2 separate regions of the Homo sapiens genome follow, and region 1 is linked to region 2. The links are chromatin loops, found by intact Hi-C in ENCODE. Cell type or tissue: dorsolateral prefrontal cortex. All regions are shown on one strand. Each heading gives the region's core, and the rest is flanking DNA. Links, peaks and the distances in the headings are about the cores only. Region 1 overlaps SLC35F3 (solute carrier family 35 member F3). Region 2 overlaps SLC35F3 (solute carrier family 35 member F3).

Evidence for each region. Peaks named below come from ENCODE experiments on the same cell type or tissue, not always from the same donor. Only the 100,000 strongest peaks of a DNase experiment are listed, where the experiment ranks them.
Region 1: it touches region 2 in a loop (1.9-fold over the local background); 10 of 110 quality-filtered maps call a loop at or near these places.

The regions. Positions count from the first base shown.
Region 1 is chr1:234,141,018-234,149,357 of GRCh38, reverse strand. The region is part of intron 2 of SLC35F3 (solute carrier family 35 member F3); the gene reads right to left. Among named protein-coding and RNA genes, the nearest start is that of SLC35F3-AS1, 130 kb to the left of the region's middle. In dorsolateral prefrontal cortex, for the core only: no CTCF peak of the experiment used is centred there; no DNase peak of the experiment used is centred there; H3K27ac peaks cover 515 bases.
Region 2 is chr1:234,292,036-234,300,375 of GRCh38, reverse strand. The region is part of intron 3 of SLC35F3 (solute carrier family 35 member F3); the gene reads right to left. Among named protein-coding and RNA genes, the nearest start is that of MIR4671, 10 kb to the left of the region's middle. In dorsolateral prefrontal cortex, for the core only: no CTCF peak of the experiment used is centred there; a DNase peak (open chromatin) is centred at 3,695; H3K27ac peaks cover 4,962 bases.

The DNA.
Region 1 (8,340 bases), core at 201-8,200, 150 kb after region 2:
GATTACGCATCCAGATTGGACTTTGGGAAGAAAGAAATTTAGAAGCTCAGGACTGGGAAGTCACTTTGTCTAATTTCCTACCTCATGTTGAAATCCTGTTCACAATGTCCCCCATGGGTATTTTATGTCCCCAAGGGGCCCTGTAATGTTCCATCTTCACTCAAACAGCAGAGAGGGAACCCTGTGTCAGGACTTGGTTCTCCCCTTTTCCATCCACACAGATTCCGTCATTGATTTCATTCATTTATGTGCCAATGACTCCTACATGTGTGTTCCCACCTGCACTCTCCTGTGTGCTCCAGTAGAGCCAACCACTGATTTGACATCTTCACTTGGATGACTAAGTCTTAAACTTCACATATACTAAATAGAACCATTAATCTCTGCTCCCATTCCATCCCCTGCCCCCACCTCATGCCCCTACATGTTTTCCCATCACAGGAAATGGCACCAGTCTCCATCCAGTTGCTCAAGCTAAAAACCTAGGAGTCAATTTCTTTTTTTTCCTCTTCCCTCATATCCAGTTCATCAGTACATTCTGTCATATCTATCTCCAAGCAATATCTTTAATCCATTCACTTCTCCCCATCTCCATTGCCACCATCTTAGTTCAAATCACCTGCTTAGATAATTTATAACTGGTCTCCCTGCTTTCGTTTTTGTCAAACCACCATCTATACTTTGTAAAGCAGCCAGAGTGATCTTAAAATGTAAATCGAGTGATGTCTCTTTTCTAAATAAATCATCAGTGTTTCATGATACACTGTTGTAAAAATTCCCTCCCATCCTACAGAGCCCAGCATGACGTGGCTCTCCCTGCCTCTCTAGATGTGATATGCCATTCTCCTCCTGTCCTTTTGAGGTATAGATTTTCTGTCTCTAGTTTAACATCAAGAGGAAACTGTTGAACAGGGTTTCATAATGACAGCTTCAGAGTTCAAGCTAGTGAGCTAGCATAGACTGTTGCTCTTTCCCTGCAAAACAGCTCTGGAAGAATAAAGGTAAAGAAGTGAAAAAATGAAAATGAAAACAAAGCAGTGAGAAATGGCTGAAAAGTCTGAAGTCCATCTTGAGTGCGTGTGGATAAGCATCAAGAAGACAGCTGTAGACAAAGTGAAGGAGGTCAGAGGAAAGCTCTCCCTGCTCTTGCCTTTTCGCTTCATGTCTTAGGCAGATATCTTCCACCTGGAGGTCTGCAGGAAGAGCCCAGCCCCAGGTGTGTACAGGAAGGGATAACTTGGCAGTGCCAAACCTTGCCGGGGTGAATCTTTGAAGACCAGTGAGTGCTGATCAGCCCCTCCTTGGACAATCACTCTCTCTTTCTCTCCCCTTCTTGCCGTTATAATCAGTGAGTTACAGTTCAGGGAACCTGACTCCTCCCACTGTGGCCCTCCCTAAGGCAGCATTTCTCAAAATGTGGTCCCAAGACCAACAGCATCTGCATCACCGGTGGACTTGTTAGAGATGCCAATCACCAGGTCCATCCTGAACAAGCCACTCAAGAGACTCTGGGGGTGGAACCCAGCACTCTGTACTGTAATAAGCTCTCCGGTCATTCAGATTCACAATGAAGCTTGAAAACCACGCCTCTAAGGGTCTGAAAGTAAAAACCTGAGCAGGAGAGTGGTAGGGACCAAAAGTGGGTCTTCTGATGCACAGGCTCCTGGCTGCCCTCAGAGTTTATTCCTCAACCTGATCCTGAAATTCTCCGGTACTAAGCTGACTTTTGGCCCTTTATCCAAAAAATTACCAGAGTAACCGATTCTCCCAAAGAAACATGAGCTTACAGGTCAAAATAACTTCATAACTGAGGAGTACACATGCTATAAATGAAAGACAAAAAACAGAACCATCCAAAGCAGAGATATTACAACAGAAGCACAAAAAGATTTAAAATAAGTATAACTCTACTTAAAAAGATAAATATGAAGCAATAATATGAAACATAAAGAATTATGTACAAATATTACATATGATACAATAACAGGTGAAACAAAAAACACAGTAAATTGGATAAACAGCAAGTTGGATGCAGAAAATATAAAAGAAAGCTAAGAGATGTGAGGGAGAGAAGAATTACCAATATTTTACACTATGATTTCCAACAGGACAAAAAAAAAAAAAAAAGAAAATAGAAAGGGCAAACTATGTAATTTCCCAGAATTAAAGGGTGTCAAATAGGAGAGATAAGGTAAGTCCATCCTTTAATACAGTAAAACTTACCAACATTAAAGACAAAGTGAAAATTCTAAAGTCTCTTCAGAAAGAAAGCAGATTACTCACCAAGGAACTAGAATGAAATGATATCAGGAGTCACAGTAGCAGCACTGGGTGTAAAAAAAGACAGTGAAATAAGATTTTCCAATATCTTTGAACCTATAATTTTATACTCAGCTAAACTGTCATCTGAATCTGAAGCAAACCTCTCATCCACAAGATCTCAGTTTTTTCACACTAAGACACCAAAACACATAGAAAAAAGTCTTCATTAAAAAGAGCAGAAAAATCATATTGATACTGAAAGACATATGGAAAGAAAGATGAGGCCGGGCACGGTGGCTCATGCCTGTAATCCCAGCACTTTGGGAGGCCGAGGCGGGTGGATTACCTGAAGTCGGGAGCTGGAGACCAGCCTGACAAACATGGAGAAACCCCGTCTCTACTAAAAATACAAAATTAGCCAGGCGTGGTGGCACATGCCTGTAATCCCAGCTACTTGGGAGGCTGAGGCAGGAGAATCACTTGAACCCGGGAGGTGGAGGTTGCAGTGAGTGGGAGGTGGAGGTTGCAGTGAGCAGAGATCACACCATTGCATTCCAGCCTGGGCAACAAGAGCGAAACTCCGTCTCCAGAAAAAAAAAAAAAAAAAAAAAAAAGAGCAAATATCTTGGTAACTTTTATTTTAGATTAAAAAATGGCTAGGCTCAAAGAAAAGAAAGTGTATCCATAAAAATTAAAAACTAAAAATTAGGCAATAGTAATATCATGGAAATGAAGCTGGATAGGAGAGACTGAAGGGATGTCAGAACATGCTAAAATATTTGTCTTGTGAGGTGAGAGAGACAGATATTGATAAGTTTAAAGAATGAATGGAGATTCTAAGTTTAGTGATAGTTATATTATTCCATCAGAAGAACATGAAGAAAATTTATGCAGTGGAATTCAGGAGAGACAAAAAATACATTAAATGAAAAATAGAAAACAAAATTGCAGAAACCAGTTATAAAATTACAGTTGCCACCAGTAATTAAAATGATTAAATTTTAAACCTCTAGAAATTACCAGATTAAAAAGAAGAAAAAAAGATCCACCTACATGTTGTTTATAAAGAGGTTCAATTAAAACAAAAATGATGTAAAAAGGTTGAAAGTTAAAAGTTGAAAAAGATTCCGCATGCAAATACAGTTAGAAAGCTGGGGTATAATCTTAATAGGTGACAAGATACAATGATCATAAATACAAAGAAAGGACAGTATACATAATAAAGGAAAAAAGAGAAAGATGATATGATCGTCATAAACATATACACTTGTCCCATGGTATCCCTGGGGGATTGGTTCCAGGACCCACTGAGGATACCAAAATCACAGATGCTCTAGCCCCGGTATAAAATGGTGTAGTATTTGCATATAACCCATGCATATCTTCTGTATACTGTAAATAATCTCTAGATTACTTATAATACCTAATACAGTGTAAATGTTGTACTGTATTGTTTAGGGAATAATGACAAGAAAAAAAAGTCTATACAGGTTCAATATAGAGACAACCATCATTTTTTTCCCGAATATTTTTGATCCGTGGTTGTTGGAGTCCACGGCTCATGGATATGGAGTACTGACTGCATGTCTCTAACAACTCAGCCTCAGAAAATGAAGAGAAGCAATAGACTGAACCACAGGGAGAAAAAAGATTCCTAACTGAAGATGGATATTAAAATAGCTTTTTCAGAAACTGATCAAGCAGAAAAAAAGAAGCAGATATACTAAAGATCTGAAGACTGTGTTGGATGACTAGTTAAATTCAAAATACTCCAGAGCTTCCCCCAATAGCATGATCCAGTTAGGTCAAAACTCACTTCAATATGAGACTAGGATGACATCCAAAGTGGATTTTGTTCCTGAAAGTACTAGAAGAGTCTATTATAATGCAGTACCACTCACAGCGGGACAGTGCGGTAAAAACTTCAAAACTGGTATCACCCTGAGGTTCCAAGGAATTTCCTCAGGATACAGTGAAAACCCTCAGGGCTGCTGTGATGAAAGTTAGTCCTGAGCCTTGCGCTGTTTAATATTTCCTTTGTTAACCTGGAGGATACTACAATTGTTCAAAAAGAACACAGTGAATATCACACAGAAAGATCAGTGCTGCGGAGAAGATGATTATTATCAAGAGAATGACACAGCACTACACATGCTATTTCCTACAGCTGGCACACTCCTCTCCCTGCTCCCACACCACGTATTCCTTGTCCTCTTGGCTGACCATCTCTGTTCTCTGTGCAACTTCATCATACTGTCTATTGGACACCCCTCTATCCTTATACTTATCACCCCGCACAATATTTATTTGTTTTCACACGAGTCTCATCCATTAGACTCTAAGTCCATGAGAAAGGGGGCCCTGATTTATTCATCTCTGTATCCCCACAGTCTAGCAAAGTATCTTAGTAGATATTTATTAAGTGAATCAGAAACTCATGAAAGAAAAAAAATCTGTTTAACTGCTACAAGAATTACAAGATTTAAAATAGTTGCCTAGCAGGTGCTAATTTCGCTTCTAAATAAAAATATATGTCTGAACAACCCATAGACCATAAATACTCACCTAAAAACAAACAGCAAAGACACACATGGCTGGAGGATTCAATGATGAAAGCCATCAGTGAGAGGTAGAAATAATATGCTGCAAAGAATTACCAAATGGAACCACCATTCCATCATGAGAAGTCATGAAGGACCTTTTCTTCGAAGGAGTTGTGTGTTTATTAGTGGCTTTAGAGATGTTCCCTAACCCCCTTGCATTTACAACTGCATCCTGCACCTGCCCTTGGAAACTGAGGACACCCTGCAGTCAGCCCTGCACATCCCAAGAGCACCGACACTCAACAGGCAACTATGGAGCATCTCTGTGTTTCCTGTGCAGGGTGTTAGAACTGAGAAGCACTGGGAGAGGTATTTAGTACACAGGAAGCTTATAGCTTCATTCAAGAATGGGCATGTGCTTCACACTGCGTGGTGCCATCTCCCCTGCTACACCCCGTCTCACTTTTCAGAATCTCTTTCCCTGGAGTACCAGCATTCATCCTTCACTGCGCAGTGGCAGGCAGTGGGACACCTTCTTTCTTGTGCTCTCTTGGCTACCTTAGACTGAGCTGCTAAGCCATTCCTATATCCCTAGGGGCACTGCTCAAGTTACCCTGTGACCCCTGTAAACAAGAGATCCCTCCATCATATGACCCAGCCATCCCACTTCTGGGTATTTATCCTAAAGGAAATGAAGTCAGCAACTCATAGCAATGTCTGCAACCCCCATGTTCATTGCAACATCATTTACAATAGCCAAGATACGGAATAAACCTAAATGTTTATCAATACATGATGAATGGATAAGGAAATTGTGTCATAAATACATGACCTTTTCTTATGCCATCCATGTCAACATGGATAAACCTGGAGGACATTGTGCTAAGTGAAATAAGCCAGGCACAGAACAGCAAATACCAGATGTTGTCACTTATACATGGAATCAAAAAGAGTCAAATTTGGCTGGGCGTGGTGGCTCATGTCTGTAATCCCAGCAGTCCGAGGGATGGCCGAGGCAGGTGGATCACCTGAGGTCAGGAGTTCAGACCAGCCTGGCCAATTTGGTGAATCCCCGTCTCTACTAAAAATACAAAAAATTAGCCGGGCATGATGGTGTGCACCTATAATCCCAGCTACTTGGGAGGCTGAGGCAGGAGAATCGCTTGAACCTGGAAGGCGGAGATTGCAATGAGCCAAAATCACGCCACTGCACTCCAGCCTGGGCCACAAGAGTGAGCCTTTATCTCAAAAAAAAAAAAAAAAAGAAAAGAAAAGAAAAGAGTCAAACTCATAGAAGCAGAGAGAACAGTGGTTCCCAGAGGTAGAGTCAGGGAGAGTAGGGACAAAGGGTACAAAGAGTAGGGACGTAGCTTAAAGGGTACAGAGTTGCAGTTAGATAGGATGAAGAAATCTAGAGGTCTAAAGTACAGCATGAGGATGATAAGTTAATAATATTGTGCCTATACCGAACAGGTTCTAAGAAAGCAGATTTTAGGTGCTCTGACCATAAGAAAAGGTAACTGAGTGAGGTGACGGATATGTTAATTTGCTTGACTGTAATAATCATTTCACTATGTATATGCATATCAAAACATCATGTTGTACACCTTAAATATATATAATTAAAAATGATAAATAAAATATGTCACAGTTCACCAGAGTGAATAGAGATTTCCCCATACTGACTATATAACTCAATCTTTTAATGAGAGTTACATATTTGGCCATGTGACCCTGGTGAGATCAGATACCTTGAATCTGAAACATGGTAAACATCATGATGACCAACTCTATGGGAAAAGGGCCATATTTAATACACTGGCCCCATTGGATTTGTAAGACCTCCAACCATAGGGTCCCCCCATATAGCGACACATCATGCGTTTTTTTTTTGAGGCTGGCATGAGTTTTATCAAAGGCACAGAGCCTGACCCCACTTCCCAATACCAAACTGTTTTTCACCAAATGCCCCTGGGCAGTAAATATTTCCATTTAATGAAAATGAAACTCCTTTTTTTGAGCAAGCATAACGTCTAATTCCAACAGGCTGCTCTGCACCCCGAAACCCTTTCCAGAGGTCTCAGTCATTCACTGCAGCAGCCCTCTCCACCGCAGTGGACAAAACGGCTCTATTCCTAGTCTCCCAGGCTGCTCAGGGCCGTGGGCATGAGCTCCTTTCTTGTTCATGAACAGCATCTCACCAGAGCCTGGGGAAGCCAACCTTTAGTGCAAAGAGTCCAAGAGTCCACTGATTAGTTCCATGGTCTAAACATCTTTTTTTTCGTAAGCTTTATTTATTATTCTCCCTGCAAACAGTTCCTACTTTAAATGAATTCTGCAAGAACAGAAGTGTTAAGTGCGATGTCATGTTGATGTCCTCCTACGCCCCTTGCACGCACTCAGAACCATGTCCTAGGTTGTAATCCTCTCTTTACTCTGCCTTCTAGTAGCATGAGCTTAGTCTTTCGATGATCTTCCTTCTTTCATTTAATAAATATTTACCAAGGGGCTACCATCTACCAGGCAGAGGGGGAGACAGTGGTGAAGAAGAGAGATGCACGCTTCGCTGCATCTAATGGGGGACAAAGGATAATTACAATACAGTGAAATAAGTGATATGTCAGTAAGGCACTTTGGGTGCTCTCAGTGGATGGCATGAGTGAGGAGGGCTGGCTGCCTTGAGGAAAAGATCCTAGGATGAGTAGGTGTTATCTAAGCAAAAGAGTTAGGGCTAAGGGCATACAGAAGGAGCCAGAGGAGTATTTTAGGCAAAAGGTTTAACATGGGCAAAGGTGTGGGAGGTAGAGAGGACTTAGCAAGTGGTCCGATGGGCAGAACTCTGATGTGAGCTGAAGCGAGTTCTCCAAAGATAAGCTAACATGGTGGGCTGAGTAGACCAGGAGGCCTTTGTGAAGTAGCTTGGAATTTCTCTGAAAAGGCAATGTAAAGCCACCGTTAGGAGGATAGATATCAGACTAAGTGTTCTTAGCACAAAACAAAATGCGCAAAAGAACACAAGGAAATTTTTGGAGGTGGTGGACATGTTTAGTACCTTGATTGTGGTGATGTCTACATACAGGTGTATGTATATATCCAAACTCATCAAGAAGTATGTACGAAATATGTGAAACTTTTTGTATACCAATTAACCCTTAGTAAAGTTTTAAAAAAGGGGGAGAAAGGGGAGTTGTTCACCATGCAGGACCTGTGAGGGGCAGGGTCTAGGGCCCGGGTCTCCACATGCACCATGTAGAGCTGGAGCCATACTGAACATTCCAAGAAGCTATTGAAAGGACATGACTCATTAGCTTATAAAACTCCCTAATTATCCCAAGTTTTACTTTTTCACTTATCATAGACCTTCTTATGGTAATATATTACCCAATAAAAATGCCAGGGAGGACACCATCTGCATGTCAAACAAGAAGAGGCTGACTGTCATTCTGCAGGGCCCATCCTCAGTGACTGCTTTGAAAAATGATCTTTGTTCCACTACATGGTCGCTCCATAATTAGATTGATACCCTGTGGAAAAT
Region 2 (8,340 bases), core at 270-8,269:
CTGTTAAAAATACAATTGCTTGGATTTGACCCCAGACATACTTAATCATACTGTCCAGTGAGGGGCCAAGAATTTTGTAGAGAATGGTGCAGTTTATATGTGGGATGCATTCTTGACAGCATGCCATCATTCAAAATTTACAAATCTTGACTAGTTTTCCCCCAGTAGCACTGCGTTTCTGTTCGTCAGCCAGTTAATGTTAACACCATTACCTGGCATTTATAGTTCACTTGGCCTTCCAGAATTGGTATTGTGATTCCTGTTTAGCTTTTAAAATCTCAGAGAAGTCACATTATTTGAAATTTTATGCATACATAAAACATGTCATAGTTATATTTTTTTACTGCAAATTTGCATTAAATGTGAACTTCATTGTATTTTTTAAAAATTTCCAGATTATTTTCATGAACAAATTTGAATTCAAAGGTTCATGCTCTTTTCTCTCTCTTTCTCTGTTTTCTTTCTTTCTCTCTTTTAAAAAGTTCTTCTAAATTTTTAATTGTGGTAAAATACATATAACATTTACAATCTTAACAATTTTTTTTCTTCTCTTTTTTTTTTTTTTTTTTTTGAGATGGAGTCTTGCTCTATCGCTCAGGCTGGAGTGCAGTGGTGCAATCTCAGCTCACTGCAAACTCTGCCTCCCAGGTTCATGCCATTCTCCTGCCTCAGCCTCCAGAGTTGGTGGGACTACAGGCGCCTGCCACCATGCCTGGCTAATTTTTTGTATTTTTAGTAGAGATGGGGTTTCACCGTGTTAGCCAGGATGATCTCAATCTCCTGACCTCATGATCTGCCCGTCTTGGCCTCCCAAAGTGCTGGGATTACAGGTGTGAGCCACCACGCCTGGCCTGCTTTGTTACTTTTTATTGATGACAGGCTGTGTAAAGAAAATTGTAGGGCTCTGAATGATGTCATTTTCTTCTGGTGTAGATTTAGTTTTTTCTGGCATGAGGATCACCTTGACTGGTTCATACTAGTCAATTTCTGTTTTTCCCCCTTTACTCTTAGGTCATAGAACTTTCGTTGGTCTCAACTAAAAGTATTGGTTGTTTACAAGGGCTTCTCCCAGTTGGTGGGTTTGAACTCTGGTTTTTCTCCCCAGGACTATGAGACTACTAAAGTCTTTGCCTTGGTGGACGCTTTTTTTGTTTGGTTCCTCCTTGTCTGATCCCAAACATTCAGTTTAGGTATCAGTCAATGCCTTGAGGGGTAACAGCACATGGAATTTAAATTGACTTCTGTTGAGTTCTTCTCTTCTGTGATCCTGAATCAATCTCAATCCATGGCTAGGTTGCCAGCCTTGAATTTCTAGCTTTTTGTCCTCCCAGCCTAATGAATGCTGTAAGTTCCATGCTGCTGGTTTCTGTTTGGCTTCTATGACACACAATGTGAACTGGAAAATTCTATAAGAAGGCAAAGCACCAGCAAATGTATGGCTGCCCTCCTCTGTGTCCCTTCACTCTGGATCCTGGTACTTTAAATCCTGGCTGTATTGGTTGCTCTCTGATGTCCCACAACAATTTTTAAAAGTATTTTCTCCAACTTTTATAATTTTTCTTAAAGGGAGGGTTAGTCTGATTTACTCTGTCAGCGAATTGCCTACCTTTATTTAAGCTGCTAAATTTTAGAGGCTCAAAGGAGGTTCTGAAATGACCCTGGGTAGGTGATCAGAGAAGAGTTATAATAGTGGCAAATTGATCATTCCTGGGCCCCAATCTAGAGATGCTGTTTCAGCAGGTCTGGAATGGGGCACAGAAATTTACGTATTTTAAAATATACTTAGGAGATTCTGATGCATATCCAGGTAGATCACGATCTCTGAAAATGTGTCCGAGGAACACTTGTGCCATTAACACCTAGGGCACTTGCTAACACTTCGTCTAAGCCACTATCATTTCTTACCTAGATTATTATTATCCTTCTTTCATACCTTTGTCTCTTTCTTTTAAACATAAATCAGACCATGTTATTTTCTTGCTCAAAAACTTTCATTGGCTTACCATCTTCTTTGGAGTAAAAAAGGTAAATATGGGGGAAGATCTGGACATGGTTCTTTTCCTCACCCCTTCAGATCTCTGACCAAACTTCAGAGACCTTCCCAGACACCCTCTATAAAACAGTAACTACACTACCTCAATCACTTTCAGCATACCTTAATCCTTCATTTCTTTTTCTTTATCACTCACACTGTCTTTCTCTGAGATGTCACATATTTACATTTCTCAAAAAAAACCTGTCTTTATTGAGGTATGATTGACCTAAAAAAGGCAGTGCATATTTAATGTATACAATTTAATGAGTTTGGAGTAAGTACACACCCATGAACTCCACAATTAATGCCACAAATATATCCATCACCTCCAAAGTTGCCTCAGCCCTCTTTTTTTGTGTGTGTGTTAAGAACACTTAACATAAGATTTACCCTGTTAGCACGTATTTAAGTATATGCCACAGTATGAGTAGCTATAGGCACTCTACTGTACAGAAGAGCTCTAGGACTTATTCATCTTGCATAACTGAAACTTTGCACTCTGACTAACTCTTCCCTGTTTTCTGCCCCCCTTATCCTTTGGCAACCACCATTATACTCCTTGCTTCTATGAGTTTAACTGTTTTTTTTTTTTTTTTTGAGACAGGGTATTGCTCTGTCACCCAGGCTGGAGTGCAGTGGCATGATCATGGCTCACTGCAGCCTCAATCTCCAGGGCTCAAGTAATCTTCCCACCTTGGCCTCCCAAAGTGCTAAGATTACAGGCGTGAGCCACTGTGCCCGGCCCAAGCTTAACTATTTTAACTATTCCCTTATATTAGTGAGATCATATAGTATTTGTCCCTTTGTGTCTGGCTTATTTCACTTAGCATAATGTCCTCTAAGTCCATCGATGTTGCCCAGATGGCAGGATTTCCTTCTTTTGTAAGGCTGAATAGTATTACATGTTGTATACATACCACACTTTATCCATTCATCCATCAATAAACATTGAAGCTGGCTATTGTGAATCGTGCTGTGGTAACATGGGAATGCAGACATTACCTCTTTAACATACTGATTTCAGTTCCTTTGTATATATACCCAGTAACGGGATTTCTGGATCATATGGTAGTTCTATTTTTAATTTTTTGAGGTATCTCCATACTGTTTTCCATGGTGGCTGTACCCATTTTCATTTCTACAACGGTGTACAAGGGTTCCCTTTTCTCCATATTATCACTAACACTTGTTGTCTTTTGCTTATGATGGCAGCCATTCTAACAGATGTGAGGTGGTATCTCACTGTAGTTTTGATTTGCATTTCACTAATGATTAGTGATGCTGAGCATCTTTTCATATACCTATTGGCCATTTGTATGTCTTCTTTGGAGAAATGTCTATTCAGGTCCTTTGACCACATGTTTTTTTTAATTGTCTGTGTTCAGCCACTGTAGGCAAATGTTTCATTAAAAGAAAATGTAAGTTCAAGGCATTTGCAGCCTACAAGAAATTTTAGTTTCTGAGATTTTCCCTTGAGGACTGGTCCAGCCTGAACGATAAGGTCTTGGAGAGGGAACGTGGAGAAGCACAGACTGCATATATGTCTCACTAACTAGGAGTTTTACAGCCTCCTCCACAGGAATCTGTTCTTTGGGGACCAGCTGGTTATTTTGCATGCTCAGTCAAATAGCAGAGGTATCTGAGAAGTGCCGAGAGTGTGCCTGTTCCCAAAGCATCGCTGGTCCACAGGGCCCCTGGCCAACTTGCTAGATTCACAGTGAAGTGATTCTGAGCTCTATGACAAAGGTGAAGATGGAAGTGGCAAAGACAGAGATGACTGACAGCCTCCATTTATGTCTGGATACTAAGATGGCAAGTGAAGCAGTCTGGCTACTTAGGAAGGACGGACCTTCTGAACCTCTGCACATTTCCTTCCAACCTGAAACAGCCTCTCCATATCAGAAACCACTCTTCCTATTCTAAAGAGTCCATTAAAATATTGCATGGAATAAATCTACTCTGAATACTTTTGTTTGTGATAGTCCACTTAACCCAGTGAGGTTACACACTAGGTTTTTTTTTTTGAAGCAGAAAGACCCCATAGGACCATCCCTTGCAAAATGTGATTTTTTTGCGATGGACGTAGGAGATGAAGAGCAAGCTGGAGATGGGCTCTAATGACAGCTGTTAGTACTGAAATGGAATAGGCGGCTCAGGAAAGTGTCAACCTTCTGCTTTAAGAAAGCACATCCCTCCGCAAAACAGAGGGAAACAGCGCTCAGCTCTTGTTCAACAGGTACCAGAAAATAACAGCTGCTGGGCTCTCACTTCTATGTTCCTGCTTTTTCACAACTTCCACATCAGCAATGATTGGTTTGAGTTTCACTAAACTGTCAAGAGATGAACCAGGAATACATTTGTATAACACATGATCCAACAGCATTTATATCCCAGAGTGGAGAAGACACAGCAGAGTGTGTGGACCTTTACTTGGCTCCTTTAAAAGAAGTTGGAACTCAGACTCAGTGGGAACAGTGGAGCAACACCAGATCTGAGGGTGCCCGTCAGAGTCCCAGAATGGGACTCCACAGCTGTGGCAGGTGTCTGTGTTCATCTGCTGGCTGGCCTGGCTTTCTTCCTCAGGGGTGGTTATTTATTTAGGGCTTTGCAGTGGTAGAAAGGAGTATATTTAGCTCGCTATGAAAAAGAATTTTCAAATAATTGTTTAACAAGAAAAGCAGCTGAGATTTCAAAGCTGGGCTTGCTTTTGTACCCCCACACCACATTTCAGGGATCTAGGATTCTAACAGTGTGGAAAGACAACCAATGAAAATTCCAAACATTTGATGAGATTTCCTGAAGACCTTGGGCGAGCAGCACTCCCTCTCAAGCTCAGCCTGGCTCCCGTGCTTGCAATCGAGAGACTGACACTTGAGAACTGGCCTGACCAATGTGCTCTTTGCATTTGTCACCATGAAAGGGAATGGAAATTGGGTACACATCCGTGGGCAGAATGGCAATCTTCAAAGCCCAAGCTTCGCAAGGCAGCAATGCAGTATCCAATGAGCTATCTCACAGAGCTACCCCACAGATATTCAAGAACGTGTAATGGGATAGTTTAATTACCCTATGGGAATTCCAAAAGGCTTTCAGCCCAACTGTAGTCCCTTCGTCACTCATGTTAATGTCACCTGCTGTCCTTGGCCTTTCTCAGAGGAGCAGGAACAATATCTTGTCCTAGTGATCTGTCACTAAAGCAGGCTGCAGGAACACAGAGCTGCCATCACAGGGCCCAGCTGGGACAGCGAGGCACTGAGATGGGCAACCTTCCTCGCTAGACAATCATGACATTTCTCTGCATCTGGCTGAACTCAGTTTCTGCCTCAGGCCCCGTGGGCTTCAGAAATTTGCAGATATCCCCTTGCTGCTGTCTCCTTCATGGAGTTACTGGCTCTCTCCTCTTCCATGGCTTTCTCTTTGACTTTGGGTTCCCCCCCCAGGCACCCTGTAAATCTGCCCCCATAATATTCTGTGCCTCCCTCCCTCCCACCTCCACAGAGCTCTATCATGACTGTTTACATAGCTGTCTCTCCTAGCAGAGCACGATCTCTTCCTGGAAGAAGGAGCCTGTGTCTCAGTCACCTTTGTACCTTCCAGCATCTAGGATAGTGCACAATCCAAAAGTGGCAGTCAGGAAATATTTGTGAATAAATGAGCGGAACTCAGCGCTTGACGTTTAGGCAGATTTTGCCAACGTCAGCACATTTATACTGCCAGAAAGTTTAGCAAGTGGGTATCTTAAAACTGTGAACTATCAGTTGGCAGGGACGTCAGAGCTCCGACTTCCGTACTTTAGATGTAGGAAAGCTCTGGCATGGATGTGATGCATTCTGCCCAGGGTGATGGGGAGCTAGTTAGTAGCAGGGCTGAGTCTAGAACTAGGGGCTCCTGATTCAATTCCCCACTCTCTGCATTTATTTTAGTGAAGCCTTAATTGTGGCTGATGTGCTGGGTAAAGTGGAACAATCTTTACCAGAAAGAGAGTCGCTGCCCACCTACTCTGCTGGCCGAGACAGAGCCAGGAAACAGAGCCAAGCCTGTTGCAATGGTGGTTCCTTCGTTGCTTCGGCTCAACGCTGTCGAGGGACCTGTGTGGAGTGCTGAGCCTAAGGAACCTGCCTCCCTGGGTGTTGCAGGAAAGGGTATGTGGATTTGGGGTTTATTCCCTGCAACTAATTATGCAGATGTGTAGGCAATGCTCTTTGCTATTTTCAGGAGCTGTGTTAAAACTATTTAAAGACATGGGCATAGATTTGTCTTTAGAAAAGAAACATTCAGGGGAATTATCCCAAGGGCTCTCCCTCTGGCTTATGATTTATGCTTTTAGAAAACAGCCTCCTTCAAACTGAAGAGACATAACGACTTGTGGAATTCAGCATCAAATGAACAGGCTGTGTTTTCCTGGTCTCAAACCTGGAGTAAGACGAAGATGACCCCAATTCAACAGCTTTTGAAAAATCAGGATCATTCCTAAAGAGAACAGTTTTATGAAAGTTGAAATTAAAGGTTGTTATATCTCAAGGGCAAGAATGCTTATGGATGGGGTCAACTCCATAATGTGCCTTTTTGGATAACACTGATTTCTATTAATTGGAAAGCTTTTCAAGGCCAGCCCCAGGAGACTGGTGTGTCTGGGTGCACTGGTTTTGAAGGCAGATGTGCTGTTTGGGTATGTCTGTCTCTCTTTCTCTCTTCCTCACACACACAGCCAGAACTGCCTACATCCAGACCAACAGCATAGACTTTAGAGCTGGATGGATTTCCATGGCACATGCTGATGGCTTCTTGTAAATATAATTTAGATTTGACTAACCATCTAAATGTGTGCTCCCTGGCCCTGCATGTGATGCGGATCAGAGACATGCATAGTTCACCCTTGAAGACGACACAGAGATTCAAGGATTCAAAATGGGTTGACAGAAAGTTATCCTTGTTTTTGGATGTTTTCCCAGCATAGAGAAAGCTCCTGGGTACAGCTGAGCTCCGGCTCTCAGTTCCTCGCCTCCTAGACTCAGGCTTGCACCCCGGAAGCTGCCATCCTCAGGGCTCCTGCCTGCTCCAGAGGCTTCCCGACAGGCCTTCCTAGTTCCCATCTTGCTGTGATTCTTGTTTATGGCTCCTTTCTGTGCACTTGGAGTCTATGGACACCCAGTGACAGTCAGCTCTAGCTGTGAGAGAGGTAGTCTATCTTTTCTAGAAAAAGTGGAGCTTTTCAAAATAAAGTTACTCTCATCTGCCTATGGCATCAGAGGGGTCTGGAGGCAGGATCTTGCTCGAGTGCCCTTTTTGGGAACCGGATAATGAGTCTTAGACATCATAAGTCTAAAAATGAATTAGCTGTAATCTCTGGGTGTCAGTTGTTTTCTTCATTTGTGAAATGAAGGGCCAGGTCCAATGGCCTCTAGGATCCTTTCACAGTCAAAAATCAGTGAATATGAGATTCAAATCCTGATAACTTGAAAATCTAAAGCTGGAAGTACCTTTCTGGAGGAGAGGCCCAGGCCTGGAGAAAACATCACTGTTGAAGGGCCCTAGTTTGGGAGGTGGCAGGAGGACAGGTCCCGCCTGCACTATGCTTCCTCTCTGTTCATGGCAGGGAACTGACAGTTCATAAGAACAAGGGCAACTCTAAACAGCAGCAAAGCTTCTCACCGAGCATATTAAAACCACCCTAGTATGAGCCCCAGGGCCCTTTCCCATTCCAAGACAGAACATTTGGGGGTGACATACACCCATGGGTGGGATTCTAACATTTATCATTTATTCCAGACCCCAGGATGCCCCAACAGGCACCACAATTGTTTTAGTCATTTCTTGGTAACAGTTCTGGAGCCAGATGGTTAACCCATTTATGCTGGAGGTTGAGATTTTTTGAATTTAATTTGAATTTAAAAATCAGACATTGGCGATGACCTTGAGCAGTAGGATATAAATAACTCCGACATGCTTGGCGTTCCAATAATGGAACACTAGGCATAAGTGGGTCAAGGGAGTCAAAATCTTCCCTGACCATGTTGTCTATGCAAGCCCAGAATCAAGACCCTGCTGATCTGTAGAGGGCCACTGCTGAGAGGCCAGATGGCCTCCCTGCTGTCCTTAGCCAGGTTTGCAAGAGATCAACTGCCTCACACATTGCTTTCCTTGCATGATTCTCAATGTGCTGGGCTGCCAGAACTTGGCACAAAAGGCAGCAGATAGGCACTGCAGCAGTGTTTATAGGAGTGGATGCATCAAAGCCTTACAAATCTCTGCTCCCTCACTCCAAGATGCAGAAGCACATGCTACCACCAGTCCTGCAACCAAAC